Regions from separate parts of the Homo sapiens genome. Here region 1 is linked to region 2. Evidence: read pairs that join two places in POLR2A ChIA-PET (ENCODE). Cell type or tissue: GM12878. All regions are shown on one strand. Each heading gives the region's core, and the rest is flanking DNA. Links, peaks and the distances in the headings are about the cores only.

Region 1 (2,925 bases), core at 219-2,718, 350 kb after region 2:
ATTAAAAAAAATTTATTGATAAAAGAATAAAAAATAGCATGCTTTTGGCCACTCTATTTGATAGGCATCATTTAAAAAACATAAGACTATAAGGCTGGGCATGGTGGCACATGCACCTGTACTCCCAGCTATTTAGGAGGCCGAGACAAGAGGGCTGCTTGAGCCCAGGAGTTCGAGATCAGCCTGAGCAACACAGTGAGACCCTCATCTTTAAAAAATATACGTAGTATAGATGATGTAAAAGGACCACCTTTCCAAATGAGTCAATTTCTTCCTTAATTTAATACATTCCTAGGTAGTAAGTTTTTAGAGAGCTAAACTAATTCCTTGCTATGTCTTAGGTTACCATTTATAAGTGTTCTTATGGGGGTTAGCTTCATTTTATGTACTAAACACTTATTTGAAAGGATCGTTGCCTTTTTCCATGTGCTAATTTGTATAGAGAGTTTACGTATTGTGGGAATTTAATTTATTCCTGCATTTTATCCAGGAAAATAGAGCCAGATGCTTTTGGACACTTGTTATTTGCTTTAAATAAGATATCAGGTTAAGATAAGAAAAATATATTGATTGGATATTGCGTCTTCCTCTGGAGAACGTAAAACCTTTCACGTCCTACATCTCATCATACCTTACAACTTTAGAACAGACTCTAATAAAAGGAAAATGTTTTAACTGTCCCTTTACTTATAGAGGGCAGGGATGGGAAAGTGCACTCAATTATACTAACAGAGCTCTCAATTAATCTAAATTCAAAGCGAAGGCTCCTGTTGTGGATCAGGGACCCTGAATAAACATGCTTTCTAGGAGACTTCACCGCCAGGTTCCAAGAGAGGTCACAGTACTCCTGCACTCCTGATGGCAGACCCTTGGATTCCATTGCAGGCAGTGACACACCAAGAGTAAGAGGAGCTGGCTTCAGCCCTGTCCACGTGTGTCTGCTGGCTCGCCCTTCTGTCTGGCATCTCCACGCCCCTCCTCTTCCGGACTCCCTTGCATGACCTTCCAAACAGAATGAGCTGTTCTTCCAAATATGACCCTAACTCATTCAACAGCTGGAGGCAAGAGCAAACTAGAGCTCATGCAAAGGGTATTAGCATTGAGTCTTTTTTTTCCCCCTCTTTCTCTCAGACTAATAGATATTTGGAAAATTCATCTAAAAACCTTTTTTAAAAAAATTTCATTCATAAAAATAGCCAAGGGGTTTCTCAGAGAGTTTCCTTTTAGCAAGTCTTTTGGAAGGAATAAATGTCTACTTTATTATTTTTCCTTCCTGTGCCTGACCTCGGAGAGGATTAGAGGGTCTGGGCAAGGAGAGGAGCCTCACACCCAGCCACCCACACTTTTCCTTCTGACGAGACCCACCGCCATGCCATGCTCTGTACAAGTTCTCTGGAGGAACATAAGAGCCACCTTATGTGTGAGGGAATAAGACCATGCTTTGAAGAGCCAGACTTTCTCCTTTTACTTGCTCTTGAAATTGTTTTCACTCTGATCTGCAAGTCAAAGAAATGATCTATTATACATGTAGGGACCTCAAAATCTGTTTGACTCTGTGCAAATAAGGTACAGTCCCTGCCTTCTTCCTATAGTTTTCTTATCACTAGGGGACTTGAAAAGGATTTAGTTCAACAACTGAGTCAGCATGAGCTCACACAAAACAAATCGTTTCACACCAATGTCAATTTCTTTCTTTCTTCCCCCCCGCCCCCACTTTTTTATTTAAATAATTCGGTCAGGGAAATCCCACATGCTTAGTATCATTTTGTCAGCAAGGTACATGACAACTCTGGTCACAATAGAAAGTCGTTTAGTGAATTAATGTCAACTCTGGAAAAAGTGGCTAATGTGTCTTGGGGAGTTTGGTCCTTGCCTGTACACCTGCCTGAAGATCACAAGAGTAAGAAGGACAGGTAACACACACTGAATGACAGGATCAGAGGTTAGCAATATCTCAGAAGCCTGCCATATGAGCCAAACCCAATACAAAACAATTTAGCAATATTAAGTAATTATCACATTTTGTACTTCAATAAAAAATTTAATATCATGACTTTGCGGTAGGAAAGGCCAAGTTTAATGTTGGTTAAAAATAGTTTGGAGATTATATTTGTCTGTCTTCAATATGATGTTTCTTTCAAAATATCCCAAATAATCTGAATTAAGAGTAGAAATAATATCTACCATTTATTGAGTACCTACTATCTGCTAAAATAACAAATTTATAATGAAGGTGTAACTATTCCCATTTTACAGATGAAAAAAATGGAGGAGGTTAAGTAACCAGCACTAAGTCAAAATGGCTAGCAAAGATCAAAACCAACATGTTAGCCAATGTTAGGCAGTTCAAGTCCTTTCCTCTGTGCCTGAAATGAAAGAAATTTTCCAGGAATTTTGCATTGGTTATTCATATCAAGTATAAAAAATGTTATTCATTTCAATGAACCAAAATTAAGTCAAGACACTTAAGGACTGTCTAGAGGAAAATGACCAGGATAGGAAAGAGTCTGGAAGCCATGCAAGAAAAGACACAGATGGTAAATATTTAACATGAAAAATAGAAGATTTGTGTGGGATATAGGAGATACCTTCAAATAATGAAGACCTGTGGTCAACTGGGGCAAATATTTTAACCCCAAATAAGTTCTTCAACAATAACAGTTTCATTACAAATAAGGGAAGAGAAAGTGCCCAAAATGAGCATTCTCAGTCACTAGATGCAGAATCAGAAAGCCACCTGCCAGGGCTGTTATTGAGTGAAATTCTGACTTTGAAAACATTTGGCCTATACGAGGGATTCTTAATCTGATATCCATGGAAGAACTTTAGGTAAAGTCTTTGAATCCCTGGAAATTATATGAAAAATTGTATATGTGTTTTTTTTTCTTGGGAAATGGTGGATATATTTCTTCAAATCCTCAAAGC
Region 2 (2,925 bases), core at 106-2,605:
GGACAAAGGAAATTTAGTCTATTATTTTTATTTCCTTAAGTAATTCTCTTCTGAATATGTATTATTTGTCTTTCTTTTACACATCATTTTTTTCATTATATTTTTCTTTATGAATTTCAGGGAAGTCCCATTTTTCCTACTTCTTATTCATCTTTTATTAGACACAGTTTCATCTGGTGCTGATATTTGCCCAACAGCATTGGTGGATTACCATCATATCTGTTCAATGTTTACCTGATCCCCTTAAATTACTGTTCCTTACAACTTACGCTGGAAAGCTGGACACTTAGTGGTTGCAATATTTTTTTCAGTAATTCGGGTAACTAAGGACAGAAGAGAAGGTAGAGATAGGTGGTGAGTAGCTAAAGTTCAGGTATGGTTATGTTACCTACAGGCACTTTCCCAATTAATTTATGGATTCTCACTCCTGCCAATTCCATGAGGAAATTGTAGTCTTTCTCCTCCTCAAGGTGACAAGTTAACTCTATAGAAAGCCAGGGCAGTGTGAGGGCTCTTGGCTCAAAGACCTTTTGTTAGTAGTTATTAGAGTTCTTACTTATCTCTGTTTGGTCAGCTTTTCTCAGGAGATATTTGACTCCTAGGTACTCCTAGCCCTACCCCTCTCCCAACCCAGTTTCCTTGTAGGCTGCTCTCTTTTTGAGAGCAAGGCAAATAAAAATGTGCCTGATTAGGTCTCTCTTCCCCTGCACCTCCCTTACTTTTGGGTATGCAAGTGTACTCAGAGTAAAGATATGGCCCTCCAGTCTAATGTCTCTGAGAGTTCTTGAATAGGCCTTAAAATACTATAATTTATTTCCTAGTAACTTCATCATTTGAAACGAGGCTAGATCTATGTGAACTCTCTGTCTTTGCTGAAATGATCATTGTTTAACTGACAGATGTTCCTCTTAATATGTAGTATGAGACTGTGGCTGTTCCCTAGTTGATGAAGCATCACTATAAACATGGAATTTTCATAGACAGTAGGGGAATTGTGTGTTCTAATATGTATATGATTCATTTAGAGATCTTGTTTAAATTACAGGGGCAGGGCCTGAGAGTATGCATTCCTAATAAGCTCCCAGATTATGCCAATGCTACTGGCTGCAAACCACACATTAGTCAGGGCTCTCCAGAAAAACAGAACCAATAGAATATATATATATATATATATATATATATATAGAGAGAGAGAGAGAGAGAGAGAGAGAGAGAGAGAGAGATTACATATAGATATAATGTACACACAATCTCTCTCACTATATATAGAGACAGAGAGAGAGATTTTTTGTTGTTGTTGTTGTTGTTTTTGTTTGTTTGTTCGTTTTTTTTAGTAGAGTGGGGATTATATTTCACTATGTTGCCCAGGCTGGTTGCAAACTTCTGGCCTCTCCTGCCTTGGCCTCCCAAAGTGTGTGAGCCACTGCACCCAGCCCATATATGTATAAAGAGAATTGTTATAAAGAATTAGATCACCTAATGATGGAGGCTGAGAGAAGTCCCATGATCCAGTCCACAAGCTAGAGACCCAGAAAAGCTGGGGGTACAGTTTGAAGGCCTGAAAGGTGGAGAGGCAATGGTGTAGATTCCAGTCCGAGTGTAAAAGCATGAGAAACAGGAGCACCAAGGACAGGAGAAGATGGGTCCCAGCTCAGTCAGGCAGATCTAGAATTCAACTTTCCTCTGCCTTTTTGTTCTATTCAGGCCTCAACAGATTGGATGAGGGCCGGAAGAACAACGTGAGGTCTCCCCACACTGAGGAGGGCCATCTGCTTTACTCAGTCCACCAATTCAAATGTTAATCTCTTGCAGAAACAGCCTCACAGACACACCCAGAAATAATGTTTAACTAAATATCTGGGCATCCCATGGCCCAGTTCAGGTTGACAAAATTAACTACTATAGGTTATCTTCATGCAGCATCCAAAGGATGAAAGGGCTGAATAGCCTGGGCAAAAAATTAAAAATAATTAATAGCTAATATTTATTAAAATGTTGACTACATCCCAGCCACAGCACTAAGTGCTCTCTGTGGATTATCTCATTTAATTCTCACAATGGTCCTGTAAGGTACATTACAGTCATGCATCACTTAATGACAGGAATACATTCTGAGAAATTTATCAGTAGGAGATTTCTTGTTATGTGAACATCATAGAGTGTGCTTACACAAACCTAGATGGTATAGCCTACTACACTACACACCTAGGCTACATGGTATAGCCTAGTGTTGCAAGACTACACACCTGTACAGCAGCTTACTGTATTGAATACTGTAGGCGATTGTCACACAATGGTAAGCATGTGCATCTGAACATATAGAAATATAGAAAAGGTATAGTAAAATACAGTATTATAATCTTCTTGGACAACCGTTGTATACACAGTTCATTGTTGGCCAAAACATCATTATGCAGCACATGACTGTATTTTCATTTTATAGAGGAAGAAATTGAGGCACAGGGAGATTGGGTAACCTGAGATTAAACATTTAGCAAGTGACAGAATTGAGCAATCAAACTTCAGAACCTCAACTTGAAACATCATTTCCTGATGCAAACATGAGGACATATTGCTCTACCATACAGAAAGCAGCAGGGCAGCTGCCATGCTTGTATAACAACTATTTTTTTTTTTTTTTTTGCTTATTGAAACTGAAGGGATGTTGGGAAAGACAGACTGGGAGCTTTCTCTAAATTTTAATACAGCATCAGTGCTTCCTATAATGTCCAGGTTAGGAGAGAAGCAAATGGAGCTTTACTAAGGAAGAGAAAGTGATCAATACCAGTGAGAAAGGTGAAAAAAAAAAAAACAAACAAAAACGAAAAAAAAACCTAAGCAAATTCAGTGAGAAAAGAAAAAGCAGAACTTAGAGTCCTTACCCTTCAATTTAAGGAAGGAGAGTTATTGCCTAGCAGAATCTTG

Evidence for each region. Peaks named below come from ENCODE experiments on the same cell type or tissue, not always from the same donor. Only the 100,000 strongest peaks of a DNase experiment are listed, where the experiment ranks them.
Region 1: POLR2A ChIA-PET joins it to region 2 with 5 read pairs; 4 of 35 experiments call an interaction of 5 or more read pairs at or near these places.

Annotation. Positions count from the first base shown.
Region 1 is chr12:92,469,083-92,472,007 of GRCh38, forward strand. All of the region lies in intron 1 of LINC02397 (long intergenic non-protein coding RNA 2397), which reads left to right. Among named protein-coding and RNA genes, the nearest start is that of LINC02397, 3.9 kb to the left of the region's middle. In GM12878, for the core only: no CTCF peak of the experiment used is centred there; DNase peaks (open chromatin) are centred at 1,714 and 2,664; H3K4me3 peaks cover 826 bases; H3K27ac peaks cover 2,430 bases.
Region 2 is chr12:92,121,407-92,124,331 of GRCh38, forward strand. All of the region lies in intron 1 of LINC01619 (long intergenic non-protein coding RNA 1619), which reads right to left. Among named protein-coding and RNA genes, the nearest start is that of LINC01619, 20 kb to the right of the region's middle. In GM12878, for the core only: no CTCF peak of the experiment used is centred there; no DNase peak of the experiment used is centred there; H3K4me3 peaks cover 184 bases.